Linked DNA regions of Homo sapiens: region 2 is linked to region 1. The links are chromatin contacts, found by Hi-C or POLR2A ChIA-PET in ENCODE. All regions are on one chromosome and are shown on one strand. The core of a region is the stretch at or near the end of the contact, and the rest is flanking DNA. Distances in the headings are between cores, read along the strand shown. Region 1 holds the start of RSRC1 (arginine and serine rich coiled-coil 1). Region 2 overlaps RSRC1 (arginine and serine rich coiled-coil 1).

Region 1 (7,553 bases), core at 641-3,140:
TTATGTTATACTACAATACTCACATTAAAATGTTCATGTTTGGTGAGTTTAAGGATTATGTATATCATGCTTTTTAGAAACGTTGTTTTCCCTTTTTAAAACATTTCATTTTTTGCCACTTTTAGGAGAGCTAATGTCTATAATTTTTCCGCAGCTATAGCTTTTAGGTATGAATACATTGTTATCAGTACTTGCTTTTGTTTTGTTACACCACAAAAGGGACAAAGTTTCAAAGTTATACGAATTTAGAAACAATTTCACATTGAGTCTTGGGTTACTCTTTGTAACTACTTTCTGATATTATCAGAGGAAAATAATCATACAACTTTAGTCCTTTATGAAAATCTGTTTTTAAGATTATTTAGCAGAAGGGCCAGTAATAGGGAGAGCTAAGAGGATACGGTGCTCAAGGTGCTCTCAAACTGAGGTGTTAAATACATATTCACAAATAACTCAAAAATAACCACTGTTAGAAGTCGGTTAAGGAATCAGGAGACCCACCAGCTACTTGTTTGCCTTTTTAAGTACATGACTTTTAGGTTTGAAGTCATATTTCATCTACTGAGCTTGAGGGAAAGATGACCACTTTGAAGGTAATCAGGGAAGTCACAGACACAACTATTGTGTAATTCAAACCAATAAATTTTCCCATGATCTCAGCTTTTTGGCTCATTGCATATTTAGGAATAGTAGTGTTGATAACAGATGGAGCCATGAGAAATCTTTAGTGTCTGACCACAGATTTCCACTGGCCTAAGGGAAGTTACTTTAAAAAATATTTCAAGGTTTTAAATTCATACATTAATAAATGCTCACAAAGTTCCAATGATGTTGTTTCATTAAACAGCAAATATCTTCCAGAAACAGGGCATTTCAAAATACAGTTTTTGTTTAAAAAAAAAAAAAAGCATTTATGGTAAAGCTCAGCTGACAGTCTGTGGACAGATGCACAGGTTCCAATAAAATTCAGGACCCCAAGGGTTTCCCCAGCTCTTGAATTATTTAAAATATACACGTAGTGTTGTAGTAGTTAAGTTTTAAAACGGTGCCTCAAAACTGGCTAGTTAAGGTACATTATTTACGAAAAATATATTGTGGAGGTGATTTTTCACCATCTCAAATGTCTGCGGAAAACTGTAGCTTGGTTATCTAGCAGTGGTGAATGAGTTGATTCTCATAGTCGACCAAAACCCAGGCCAACAATTTATTTATCTTTTTAGCTTTGCTTAAGAGTAAATGAGGAAAAAATTTCCATGTAAGGAAAAATAAGTAATGTAGTATGAATTACAGAAAATGCTGAGTCTCTTTAATTTCTATTGGTTTAAATAAAAAAACTCCACACACCTATAAATTTGAGTTCTCTTTCAGAAGAAACCGCTCCCCGCCTCGCCTCAGGCAGCTCTCTCCTATTCCTCTACTAACCAGTTACTTTAATCTGAGAAACTAATTTGCACTCAACTTGTGAGTGCCTTCACCTTCAGGGCAGAAGAAACACCGACTTTTAATGCATTTTTGCAAATAAATCATTACAATTTAATCACACACGACTCTATACAGACACACTCCCATGATTTATTATCGTTGGGCGAGTTTCCCCCTCCCCCAGCGTGAGATAACCAATTTTGTTTCGGGTAGGTGTCATAAACAAAACTTCCTACGATGCAGATTTGTTTACTGATTACCCATGACGATAACGACGACTACTAAGACAATAACACTCTCCAGTCCCACCTTTATTGCTTTTGGTAACAATAAAATCAAAATAAACAGGCACGCAAAACAAACGCCAAACAAAAAATCGGCCGCGTTACAATCTACTCCCTCGGCATTCCCAGCGCCTGGCAGCGTCCATCGATGCACTCGATATCTCGGCTGAAGCTGCCTGGCGCTAGAACCAGGAAGGCGCTGAGCTTAAACTGAAGCAAGTTCGGTGGACGCCGGCGGCGCCCTGATCTAAAGAAACGACTCAGGGACTGCGGCGCTTGCACGTCAACGGGAGGTGTGAGCCCAAAGGTCTGGACCCAGGTGATGCCCACGACCAGGGCCTGGGGAGCGGCAGCCGTGGCTGCGGAGCTCCGAGGCCCTGATCCGGCGAGAGGCGACGCGGGGCCTGGCGCAGTTTGCGGCTCAGTGTCTGTGGAGGGTGGGCTGCGGCCTCGGGGCGTGCGCAGTGTCACCGTGCGCATGCGTCCCGCACCTGGGAGGCTCCGGACTCCTTGGGTCAAGGCTGGTGGCTGTAGGGTGGGTGGGTGGCCGCAGGCCTCAAGCTTGGCCTTCTGTCTTGAGGACATGTCGGAGAGTTCGCCGACTCCTCCCCTCGCCCCACGTTCCTGGTTCTTCATAGCTGCTTTTGGGTTTCCTGGCTCATCTTGCAATATAAGCCTGGCGCTTCCTCACTAGCTCTAGGTAGGGTGGAGCAAGAGGGAGGCTGGATTCTGGTGCCCTCTATCCCATCCACTCCACTGTCCCTGCCTTAGATCCAGCTCTCTTTCTGATTCCGCCCTACCCTTTCTGGCTCACACTGGCTTGCTGAGAGAAGTGGTGCAGGGTGAAATAGATGTTCCTCTCTTGAAATATAAATATGCTCGCCTTAAACACACTATATATTCCTTTGACTTCTGTACTGGTGGCATGTGACCAAGAGCATATGGCTCTGTTTACTTTTGCAAGATGTTACAATGCACCGTAAGGCATGTTGCCTGCTCTTGATTTTAGGTTAACCTTGACGTAATTTCTCTCTCAGAGGTTGTGTATCTTTAAATGCACACTGGAAACCTAAACAAAAAAATATTTTTTTACACTTTCAGAATTAGCAGTAACCCAATTGTGTTCCAGCTAACTAGGTAGTAGATAAATAAATTCAAATGTCTTATGTTGTCACAAGAAAGCATTCGAGTTGTCATCTTTGAACTTAGATGTATTATAAAAGTTCTAAGTGAAGGAGGTAAGCAGAGTTCCCAGGTTTAAGATTTGGAGCAGGTGTGACAGTTGCAACCTTGGGGGAAACTAGGTATCCTTTAAGAGCCTCTCTAGTCTTAGAGTTTATAAATATTCACTTTCTTTGCAGGCAAAGATTTCATGCTAAGTGATATAACACTTTATGTTTTTCAATAAGAGGGCTAAAAATGTCAGAATCTGAAACGACAAAAACAGCTGGCACCTTCTGTTAATTGGCCTTGCCAACTCAACCAGTCTCACAAAGAGGGGTGTTATGAATTGGAAAAGTTCTGAAAGCGGGTTGTTTATAGTAGATCTATAGTTGTATTTCCTGCTTTCATGTTCAAACCATTGGGGATAAATTCCTATGATTGATCATGCTTTTTTAAAAAGAGAGATGCTTGCAAGTTTTTAATTGTGATGGGAGAAGTGTTTTGACAGAATTCTTTATCTCTTTTGAGATAAAGAGTTGTGTACTTGTTTATGGATTTCTTAATATGTTAGTTTTCACCCCAGTTTTACTTTTCTTCTTTGAGGTGGATTTCCCATTGAAATAACCATTGTTTTCACTTTTTCTGGCCATGTGTCCAGAATCAAGAAAATTATAGTTTGATATACTGAGTGAGTAGTGGAGAAGTAATTATAAGCTATCATGTCCTTTGGAAATCTTTGTTCTTCAAACTGATTGCCTGTTTTCTGAAAGAGATAACTGCTTCTTGTACCCTTATCAATAACTGGACAAAGGAACTACTTGTGTAGTCCTTTGAGTTCTCTTTTCTTGAATGACCACATGTTGGCTTTACCTCTTCAATCAGGCACGTGAACTTTACATTAAGATATTTCTGTAAATTGATCTCCTCCTGTAGTCATTACATGCCATGGCTTCAGTTCTGTAGTGGGAGTTGTTGGGTGAGTTTTGCAACCACGAGGCTACAACCAGGAAGAACTAGAGTGAGAACAGGAAACCAAGAGCTATAGGAGCTCTGTCCCATGTTGTCTCTTTCACCTACAGATAGATTGAAAATTGTCAGCTTGTAGGACTCTAAAAGCCTGTGCTCCATTCATCATTCATTGCCCTTATCAGAAAGAACTATCAATGTGTCTTTCCATTCATTGCACCTTACTGGTGGAGTTAAGTATAAAGAATTCTTCCTTACTAGGACTATGTAATATAAATTGATTACCATGTCTTGAATTGGCAAGTATATTTAATTACATGCTGATGATATTATGGAAATCCAGGGGTAAGTTTATGTCTGTGGTGGTGAGTAGGACTTCAGTACCTGTCATTTATAGAGAAGACAATTTTGGGATCTACTTTGTGATTTGCTGTTAGTATTCACTCCCTTTTGTGAATAAATGTTTGAAGTTAACTATAACAAAGAAATATGGTGACCTTTTGCTTTCTTTTATTGGGATTAATTATATTTCAGTGTAATTTTTCTGAAATGTAAATGTGTCACTTGAAATATTTATAGTTTTGTCACACTGGTTTTTCAAACTTTTCTTGGTTTCTCTAAGGAAGGATTTATTTTAAGTTCTGGGGTACATGTGCAGGATGTGGAGGTTTATTACATAAGTAAACATGTGCCATGGTGGTTTACTGCACCTAAATATTAAGCCCAGCATGCGTTATCTATTTTTCCTGATGCTCTCCCTTCCCCCATGCCCCCACCTCAGGCCCCATTGTGTGTTGTTCCCCTCCCAGGTCCATGTGTTCTCAATATTCAGCTCCCACTTATGAGTGAGAATATGCGGTGTTTGGTTTTCTCTTCCTGCGTTAGTTTGATGAGTATAATGGCTTCCAGCTCCATCCATGTCCGTGCAAATGATGATCTCATTCTTTTTTTGTGGCTCCATAATATTCTGTGATGTATATGTACCACATTTTCTTTATTCAGTCTATCATTGATGGGCATTTAGTTTGATTTTGTGTCTTTGCTATTGTGAATAATGCTGCAGTGAACATAAACGTGCATGTGTCTTTATAACAGAATGATTTCTATTCCTTTGGATATATACCCAGTAATGGGATTGCTGGGTCAAATGGTATTTCTGGTTCTAGGTCTTTGGGGAATCACCACACTGCTGATTCCTCAAAGTATCACCCGTTCTGGACAATGCCTGTGACATCATCTTCCACAATGGTTGAACTAATTTACATTCTCACCAACAGTTTATTAATAAAAGTGTTCCTGTCTCTCCACAGCCTTGCCAGCATCTGTTGTTTTTTGACTTTTTTTTTTTTTTTGAGACGGGAGTCTCACTCTGTCACCAGGCTGGAGTGCAGTGGTGCGATCTCGGCTTACTGCAACCTCTGACTCCCTGGTTCAAGCAACTCTCCTGCCTCAGCCTCCTGAGTAGCTGGGATTACAGGCACGCTTCACCACGCCCAGCTAATTTTTGTATTTTTAATAGAAACAGGGTTTCACCATGCTGGCCAGGATGGTCTCCATCTCCTGACCTCGTGATCCACCCCCCTCAGCCTCCCAAAGTACTAGGATTACAGGTGTGAGCCACTGTGCCAGGCCATTTCTTGACTTCTTAATAATTGCATTCTGACTGGCATGAGATGATATCTCATTGTAGTTTTGATTTGCATTTCTCTAATGATCAGTGATGTTGAGTTTTTTCTCATATGTTTGTTGGCTGCATAAATGACTTCTTTTGAGAAGTGTCTGTTCATGTTCTTTGCCCATTTTTTAATGGGATTCCTTTTTTTTTCTTGCAAATTTGTTTAACTTCCTTATAGACTCTGGATATTAGACCTTTGTCAGTTGTATAGGTTGCAAAAATTTTCCTCTATAGATTGTCTGTTCGTTCTGATGATAATTTCTTTTGCTGTGCAGAAACTCTTTAGTTTAATTAGATCCCATTTGTAATTTTTGTTTTTGTTGCAATTGCTTTTGACGTTTTTGCCATGAAATCTTTGCCCGTGCCTTTGTCCTGTATGGTATTGCCTAGATTTTCTTCTAAGGTTTTTATAGTTTTGGGTTTTACATTTAAGTCTTTAATCTATCTTGAGTTAATTTTTTGTGTAAGATATAAGGAAGGGGTCCACTTTCAATTTTCTACATATGGCTAGCCAGTTCTCCCAGTACCATTTATTAAATAGGGAGTCCTTTCCTCATTGCTTGTTTTTGTCAGGTTTGTCAAAGAACAGATGGTTGTAGATGTGCGGTCTTATTTCTGAGTTGTCTATTCTGTTCCATTGGTCTATGTGTCTGTCTTTATACTAGTACCATGCTGTTTTGGCTACTGTAGCCTGGTAGTATAGTTTGAAGTCAGGTAGCATGATGCCTCCAGCTTTGTTCTTTTTGCTAAGGATTGTCTTGGCTATATGGGCTCTTTTTTGGTTCCATATGAATTTTGAAATAGTTTTTTTTTCTGATTCTGTGAAGAATGTTAATGGTAGTTTGATGGGAATAGCATTGAATCTTTAGGTCACTTTGGGTGGTATTGCCATTTTCACGATATTGATTCTTCCTATCTGTGAGCATGGAACGTTTTTCCACTTGTTTGTGTCCTCTCTGATTTCCTTGAGCAGTGGTTTGTAGTTCTCCTTGAAGAGGTCCTTCACTTCCCTTGTTAGCTGTATTCCTAGGTATTTTATTCTTTTTATAGCAGTTGTAAATGGGAGTTCATTCATGATTTGGCTCTCTGCTTGTCTGTTGTTAGTGTATAGGAATGCTAGTGATTTTTGCACATTGATTTTGTATCCTGAAACATTACTGAAGTTGCTTGTCAGCTTAATAAGCTTTTGAGCTGAGATGATTAGGTTTTCTAGATATAGGATTATGTCATCTGCAAAGACGATTTGACTTCCTGTCTTCCTATTCGAATACCCTTTGTTTTTTTTCTCTTGCCTGATTGCTGTGGCCAGAGTTTTCAATACTATGTTGAATAGGAGTGGTGAGAGAGGACATCCTTGTCTTGTGCTGGTTTTCAAGAGGAATTCTTCCAGCTTTTTCTCATTCCGTATGATATTGGCTGTGGGTTTGTTGTAAATGGCTCTTGTTATTTTGAGGTATGTTCCAAGGAAGGACTTTTGTTATCTTTCATTAACCTGTGTTAAATGTAATCAACCAGCCTTCTATTATGGATAAATTATGTTGTTTGTAATTAGAACAAATAAAAAATTTATACTCGCCTTCTCCTGTTCTCTCTTTTTGGTCACCCCCAAGACAGATAGATCTGTGTCCCTTCCTTTTTTTCTGCTTGTTTGTGCCTTACTCAGAGATGTAGTATAAAGGACAGAAATAGAGAATGGGAATGACTGTAGGTATCTTAGAGCAGAGGTTCTCAAACATTTTAGTCTTAGGGTCTCTTTACACTCTGAAACATTGTTGAGGACTCCAATAACATTTATTTGGATTATATCTATGAATATTTACCTTATTAATTAAAACGAAATTTTGAAATCTTCATGAATTCATTTAATAACAATAAACCCAAAATATGGTAACATAAATAGTATCTTTGATATGAAAAATAACTGTGTTTTCCAAAACAAACTTAGTGAGAAAAGTGGCCTATTTTCCTTTTTTGCAAATCTCTAATGTCTGGTTTAATAGAAGATGGCTGGATTCTCATATCTGCTTCTTCATTCAATCCAC
Region 2 (7,553 bases), core at 3,714-6,213, 51 kb after region 1:
TCTGGATTACTTGCTGCAGGTCCTCTATCAGCACGTACTGCTTCACCTTGTACTTTAATGTTATGGAGATGAGTTCTTTTCTTAAACCTCATGAACTAACCTCTGCTAGCTTCAAACTTTTCTTTTGTAGCTTTCTCACCTCTTTTAGCTTTTATAGAATTGAAGAGAATTAGGGTCTTGCTCTGGATTAGGCTTTCGCTCAAGGGAATGTTATGGCTGGTTTGATCTTCTATTCAGCCCACTCAGATTTTCTTGCTGTCAGTAATAAGGCTATTTCATTTTCTTATCATTTATGTGTTCACTGGAATAGTACTTTTAATATTTTTTGAGAACTTTTCCTTCGCATTAACAAGTTAGCTAACTTTTCAGTGCAAGAGGCCTAGCTCTTGGTCTTTTTTGGCTTTTGATATGCCTTCCTTGCAAAGCTTAATCATTTCTAGCTTTTGATTTAAAGTGAGAGATGTATGACTGTTCTTTTCACTTGAATACTTAGAGGCCATTGAAGGGTTATTAACTGGCCTAAATTTCAATATCGTTGTATTCCAGAGAATAGGGAGGCCCATAGGAGAGAAACAGAGATGGGAACAGTTGGTTGGGGGAGCACTCAGAACACACACATCTATTTAAGTTCACTGTCTTATATGGATGCAGTTCTTGGCAGCTGAAAATAATTAGAGTAGTAACACTGGGAATCACTGATCACAGATCACTATAACAGATACAATAATAATGAAAAAGTTTGAAGTATTGTGAGACTAACCAAAATGTAACACAGAGACACTAAGTGAGCACATGCTGTTGGAAAAGTGGCACTAATACACTTGTTTGACTCAGAGTTGCCACAAACCTTCAATTTGTAAAAGTCACAATATCTGCAAAGGGCAATAAAGCAGAGTAAAGTAAAAAGAGATATGCCTGTACGTTATTTAGCAAACAGCACTTTTAAAAAGGGTTAGATGTCTCTAGCTTTTCTCTGTTATTGTTGCAGCTTTATGAGGGATCCAGCAGAGTTGTAAAAGTGAAGAAATACTGGATAAACTGAAACTTTGTTAACATTGAATTAAAATAATAATAGTAACAATACATGCCAATGATTAATCTAGTACATACTAAGGGCCAGACATTAATAGAGAATGTTTAACATGTATTCTTTTTATTTAATCCTTACAGCAATTCAGTGGGATAGGTTTAGAATCATTATTTCCTGATGAGGAAACTGAGTCTTACAACTGTATCGAGGACTCACAGCAAACAGAGTGGAACTAGGATTTTTGAAGAGAAACGTAGGAATATCTGGCTCGAGCCCTCTTCTGAGATCATGATTCAGAGTTTGGGATTATGACAGTTAAATGTCTTTGGTGTTGGTAGAGTAATCCCTGCCTTTTCTGATCAGTCTTATCAGAGGGAGAACTGGATTGGATCAGAATAGATCTTTCTATTCAGAGACCCCGAGGTTCTGGCAAGGTCATAACTGCTCTGTAGATTGTCTTTCCCACTACTTGAGGAACAATGAAGAGCAAGTGCTGTAATCCCAGCACTTTGGGAGGCCAAGGCAGGCGGATCACCTGAGGTCGGGAGTTTGAGACCAGCCTGACCAACATGGAGAAACCCCATGTCTACTAAAAATACAAAATTAGCCGGGCATGGTGGCACATGCCTGTAATCCCAGCTACTCGGGAGGCTGAGGCAGGAGAATAGCTTGAACCCCGGAGGTGGAGGTTGTGATGATCTGAGATCACACCATTGCACCCCACCCTGGGCAACAATAGCAAAACTCTGTCTAAAAAAAAAAGAGCAAGTGACAGTCCCTTTTGGATTACTGTCGCTTTGGTTTTACTGATTTTTTTTAACTGTTACTATTTACACAAAAATAAGGCAAAAGCTTATCTTCTGACAGGCTCAAGCAAGCTTCCAGAAATATTAATTTGTAGAATATTTATGAATAGTATGTTCAATTAATGAGTTTTGAAATATGTACAAACCTTGATAAAGTGCTATATGTAATCTTACTTTTGCTTTCCATGTAGCAGTTAACTAATACTTGGTGCATAAATCTACAGCTGTGCCTTCAAACACAGTTGACTCTTGAACAACATGGGTTTGAGCTATGTGAGTTCACTTACAACAGTTTTTTTTCAAACATGGATGGAAAACACAGTATATGGAGGGCTGACTTCGTATATGTAGATGTGTCAGGGCTGACTGTGGGACTTGAGTATGTGCGGATTTGGTCATGCACTGGCGGTTGTGGAACTATTACTGTGTGTATACTGAGGGATATTATAATTATATATTTTTAAAAATCATATTCTATTTTAAACATTTCTAACAAGTTTATCTAAGACAGCGAACTATCTGCATTTCTTCTGCCACAATTTTTTTCTCTCTTGGAGTAGTCCACATGAAATTGTCTTTTCCCCCACCTTCACTATGGGGTAGCAAAACTCTGGAAATGAGAAACAAACATGGATGAGAATTTCTCAGAGCCTTAGAGTGTTTTTTGTCTCTTTAGAAATAGGAGTGTTGGCTGGGCATAGTGGCTCATGCCTGTAATCCCAGCACTTTGGGAGGCTGAGGCAGGTGGATCACTTGAGGTCAGGAGTTTGAGACTAGCCTGGCCAACATGGTGAAACCCCATCTCCACTAAAAATACAAAAATTGCCAGGCCTGGTGGCCTGTGCCTGTAATCTCAGCTACTCGGGAGGCTGAGGCAAGAGAATTACTTGAACCTGGGAGGTAGAGGTTGCAGTAAGCCGTGATCGTACCACTGCACTCCAGCCTTGGCAACAGAGTGAGACTCTGTCTCAAAAAAAAAAAAAAAAAGAAATAGTGTTTTTCCTCACAAAAAATAGCCTCAAAAGCCTTTCAAGTGATGCTGTCTTTTCTACTTTTTGTTCTTATTTCCCAACCAAGAATGTTGAGTATAGAGGAGTAACTGCCCAGAGACCCTCTCTTGTCCAGTAAGGAACAGTGTAGTTTGGCTGGCCTGGCCTGAGATTCTAGGATGTGAAGCTAGTGTTCAGAGACTGACTGTCTTAAGTTAGAGTGATACAAAGGAAGGATTCATGTGGGGTAAAAGTTCACAACCAGTCACCAGTTCTAGATTAGTGGTTGAGATGTGCTGCAAAACTATGAAAGTAAGGAGTAGCCACTGAGGCAAATTGGAAGTGTCCTAGAGAATTCCAGAACAGAATGTGATGGCCATTCACCAAAGGGACTTTTGAAATAAGAGTCATCAGAAGAATATGAAAACCAAAAAGATGATTATAGGAATATTATTAGTATAGCCCTTTATACTTTACAAAATATGCTTTCACATGCATTTTTTGTTTGCTCCTTTGTTTGCATAACTTTGTGGGAGTTATGATTTATCCCCATTTCATAGATAAAGAAGACAAATGACAGTATCACATTCAAGCCCTGAAAACCCAATTAGGTTGCATTTTGGGTGTTTTGCAGGGAGATGAGTAGTAGAACTCAAATGAAAATAACATTTTGTAGATAGAAGGGAGTAGAAATAGAGCCACTGCATTTGAGAGTGTTTTGAATAGAAAAGCTTACATAGAGCTCACTAAATGATTATTTCATCACTCCATAGTTCTTTAACTTTTTTTGATGAGGGCTTTAAAAATTTTGAGCCTCACCTCAGTCTATTAAAAAAAATTACTGATGAGATCATTATTTGACTTACGAGCTACTAGTCATTTTTCAGTCATGATTTTGTTTGTGCCCAAGCATTTAAAAGTAATATCACATAGCTTCAGTTATCTTTGCTTAATGCCATGTATGTGGGTGTGTGCGTGTGTGTGAGTGTTTGATCGCTTCAGTCCTATGAAGCTTTTATCTCTCTATTGCAAACTGTGGTAATGAATGCACTGATAAAAACAACTGGTGTTTAAATGTATCTACTCACACTACATTTGATGGGGTCTCCATTTTGTTTATTTGTGAGTATGAATGAGAAGGCAAAATCTGCCTTGGGAATTTTATAATGAATATGAGAGAGATCCTGCCACAGGTAGTTATTAAAACATCCCCTGAAGTCTTTTAAGATGAATGATTGTGTCTGTGTCTCTGACCTTTCCTGAAGGCGCTGTTTTTTAAAGAAATCTTCAATGCCCCAAGCCATTCACTTATTAAAAATTTTAAAATAAATTTCTACTACTAAGTTTTAATTTGTATAGTACATCTTCTGAATAACTCAAATGATTTTATAAGTATTATTTGATGAATCTACCCCTTTCTTCCAAAATGGAGAAAATGTATATTGATGTCTTAGCTATTTGCTACCTTTTTTGAGGAAGGGGTGGAATACATATAGAGAAATGTGGGAAGGAAAAGATAGGGGAATTGTGCCTATTAAACAAGCAGAATTCTGTTTTTCCTGTAGAAAAATAAATTGTCATGAAAATTCAAGATTTATACCAGGAAGGAGAAAAGTGATTAGTAAGATCCGAGAGAAAGGGAAGGGCTCTTTTCTGATATAAAAATAACTACTCTAAAACTACTTTAATGGGTGTTTACTTTGAAGTTTAGTTTAAAAAAGTGGGATTACTTATTTGCATGTAGTAAACATTTTGTGATGGTGTGTTGGAAATTTTCTTAAATAGCTTGACTTCAAGAAGAAAAATAAAATTGAAGTTAAAGTTTTTTTTAGCATCTACTCTATGCTAGGAATTGTGGAATTATGTTATCATCCTAGGTTACTTTATTTGATTGTCAGCATCACCTTAACTTTCTAAGTCTGTATATTACCTTCATTTAACAGATGAAGAAACAGACTTACAGAGGTCAAATAATTTGCTCTTACTTATATGGCTAGAGCTGGGAATTCACACTACTTCTGCTTTCAAACAGTTGTTCTTGTGCTTATTCACTGTTGTTCACTAGGTTTACTCTTTTTTTCCCCCTTGGCAGAGCAGGAAGACTAACTAGTTCCAGAGCCTGAATACCCTCTAGTGCTAATGTCTTTATATTAGTCAGCTATTGACACAATAATGCTGCATAGTAAACCATTTCAAAACTCAGTGGCACACACAAAAAGTATTTATTGCTCACAGAGACATCTGTGAGTCAGCTGGGCCTCTTCTGATCTATGCTGGGCTCCTTGGGTTTGTCTCCAAGTTGGGTGTTGAGATCAGCTCTGTTCCTGTCTCTTTCATCCTCCTTGGATCAGCCCCTACTCAAAACAGGTTTTTCTTAGACAAAAGGAAAACAAGCCCAACTTCCTAAGCAAATGTAAGTCCTCTGCTAAATGTCACTTCTGCCAACATTTCATTGGCCAAAGCAAATCATGGGTCTAAGCTCAAAGTCAAGGGCAAGGAAGAATACTAATTTTAAATGTGTGGGGCAGGTGCTGTGGCTCACGCCTGTAATCCCAGCACTTTGGGAGGCTGAGGCAGGTGGATCGTTTGAGGTCAGGAGTTTGAGACCAGCCTGGCCAACATGGTGAAACTCCATCTCTACTAAAAATGAAAAAATTAGCTGGCAGTAACGGCACAAGCCTGTAATCCCAGGTACTTGGGAGGCTGAGGCAGGAGAATCGCTTGAACCTGGGAGGCAGAGGTTATGGTGAACTGAGATCACGCCACTGCACTCCAGTCTGGGTGACAAAGTGAGACCATGTCTCAAAAATACATACATACATACATAAAATAAAATGTGTGGCTACAAACAGAAACATGCCTGAAAGATGATTAATTCATGAATCAAAGATCTCATCAATTAAAAGGCAAGGGGGGGCTCAAAATTTTTAAAAGCTCTTATCAAAAGTGGTTTAAGAAAACAGAAGTGAAGCAAATCGTATCACTGCACTCCAGCTTGGGTGACGGAGTGAGACCCCATCTCAACAAAGAAAAGAAAAATATAATGTAATGTATTTGTGTGTTTAGCTACGTGGTAGGGAGTAATGAAATAACCATTTACTGAGCTCTGCCTATGGTGGGAGTGGGAGAAATGACTTTATCTGAATAATAGAAACTGCCAAAATCTTGATGGATCTTATAAAGAAAATACAACTGATAAACAGCTTTCTTTTTTGTTTAATGTTTTGGGTGGCTTCTCAAAATACTCTAAGTAAATCATGTCTGTGAAAGATACTGTTTAGATTTTTATATCTTAAATACCTGGAGACTAAATGACATCAACTGACGCTGTACTGAGCTCTGGAAGTCTTTTCAAAGAATATACTTTTTTAGTCGGGCCTACTGGTATATACTTTCCATCTTTTTCAATAACTGGGGGAGGAAAGAGCATGTTAATGGTATCTAATGGTTTCCTTTTTTTTGGTCATTAGTATCTGTAATGATAAAGAATTAATATAACATTCAATGGAGTAGTTAGGATAATCACCATTTTTACTTAGACCTCAATTTAAATCCTAATCAAATTGGGAGGGGTGTTAACTCTGTAAATTCATTAACTTGGTTTATTAAAATCTAAGCCTTTGCATTGCTTACTTTTTTCAGATATTATTACCTGTAAGGAACCATTGCTTCTAGCTCATTTATATGGATAAGAATATTGATACAGGGCCTGGAGGAAATTTGTTTTGACCAAAAAGAGAACATATTCTGAGGGGCTGATATCAGCGTTATTGTTTTGCTATTAGTCAGGTAATTATAGAAAGCTTTGTTGTATTACTGAAGATGTTCATTGACTTTGTTTCTTTAGATTGGATTGTGGGGAGGAGTAGGGCAGTAAAAAGGAAGAGAGTGGAAAAGTTAAGTATTCTAAAATTTGAACTCTTCAGGAGAAACAGAAATGATATTCGTTAACTCTTCCAGGTAAAAAGGAAGAATAATTTCTAATCTTTTGGATATTGTGTTATTTTGTTATCACTTGCTCTCCTTTCCCTTTCCTCTTGAAATAATTTTTTGTTTCTTTTTTGAGATGGAATCTCATCCTGCACCCCTAGGCTGGAGTACAGTGGCGTGATCTCAGGTCACTGTAACCTTCATCTCATGGGTTCGAGTGATTCTCATGCCTCAGCCTCCCTAGTAGCTGGGATTACAGGCACCGCCAGCATAGCTGGCTAATTTTTATATTTTTAGTAGAGATGGGGTTTCACCATGTTGGCCAGGCTGGTCTCAAACTCCTGGCTTCAAGTGATCCTCCTGCCTCCTCTGCCTCCCAAAATGCTGGCATTACTGGGGTGAGCCACCTCATGTGGCCTGAAATAATATTTTTAAAGACTGATAGTGAGTTAATGTTTTGTGGTGAGAATTTAATGATTCCCATTTTGAAGTTGCTGTAGACATTTTAGGGTGTTACAAAGCCAAGACTTGAAGATTACTGCTCTGGGCTACTAAGTCAGGTGTCATTGAAGAGGTTGAAATTTAGAAGATAGGTACAGCAAAACTACTGTTCTCATAGATCTATTTATATTCATGTCTCTCTGAATTACGTACTTTTTTTGTTATAACAGTACAGCTTGGTACCTGTGTTGTGTTTGGTTCAGCATTCCAAAGATGGATGGGTGAAGATGTTTTCTTTCAAGGATCTTTTGGATATAGTAGGACATTTACACTCTGAGTGTCAAGGAGTACATCATA

Evidence for each region. Hi-C counts contacts between places; a loop is a spot of excess contacts on that map. ChIA-PET counts read pairs that join two places held with the same protein, here RNA polymerase II (POLR2A). Pooled maps may share reads with other maps.
Region 2: a loop to region 1 is called in a map of PC-3, with 2.4 times the contacts of the local background. The contact joins the enhancer-like site here to the promoter of RSRC1 in region 1. A Hi-C loop is called at or near these places in 6 of 168 maps with a recorded cell type or tissue (CD14-positive monocyte, IMR-90, MCF 10A and 3 more) and 12 of 50 pooled maps. POLR2A ChIA-PET finds 5 or more read pairs at or near these places in 17 of 52 experiments (A549, A673, AG04449 and 14 more).

The regions. Positions count from the first base shown.
Region 1 is chr3:158,108,199-158,115,751 of GRCh38, forward strand. RSRC1 (arginine and serine rich coiled-coil 1) reads left to right here and starts at 1,891. Exons shown (of 10, transcript NM_001271838.2): 1 at 1,891-2,025. RefSeq lists enhancers at 1,552-2,053, 1,855-2,204, 2,054-2,553, 2,415-2,464.
Region 2 is chr3:158,156,133-158,163,685 of GRCh38, forward strand. The region is part of intron 3 of RSRC1 (arginine and serine rich coiled-coil 1); the gene reads left to right. Among named protein-coding and RNA genes, the nearest start is that of RSRC1, 50 kb to the left of the region's middle. Within about 2 kb of position 4,964, at least 2 of the 41 ENCODE cell types and tissues checked have a DNase peak (open chromatin) inside an H3K27ac peak, as active enhancers do; they include PC-3 and PC-9, where a contact is called at or near this core.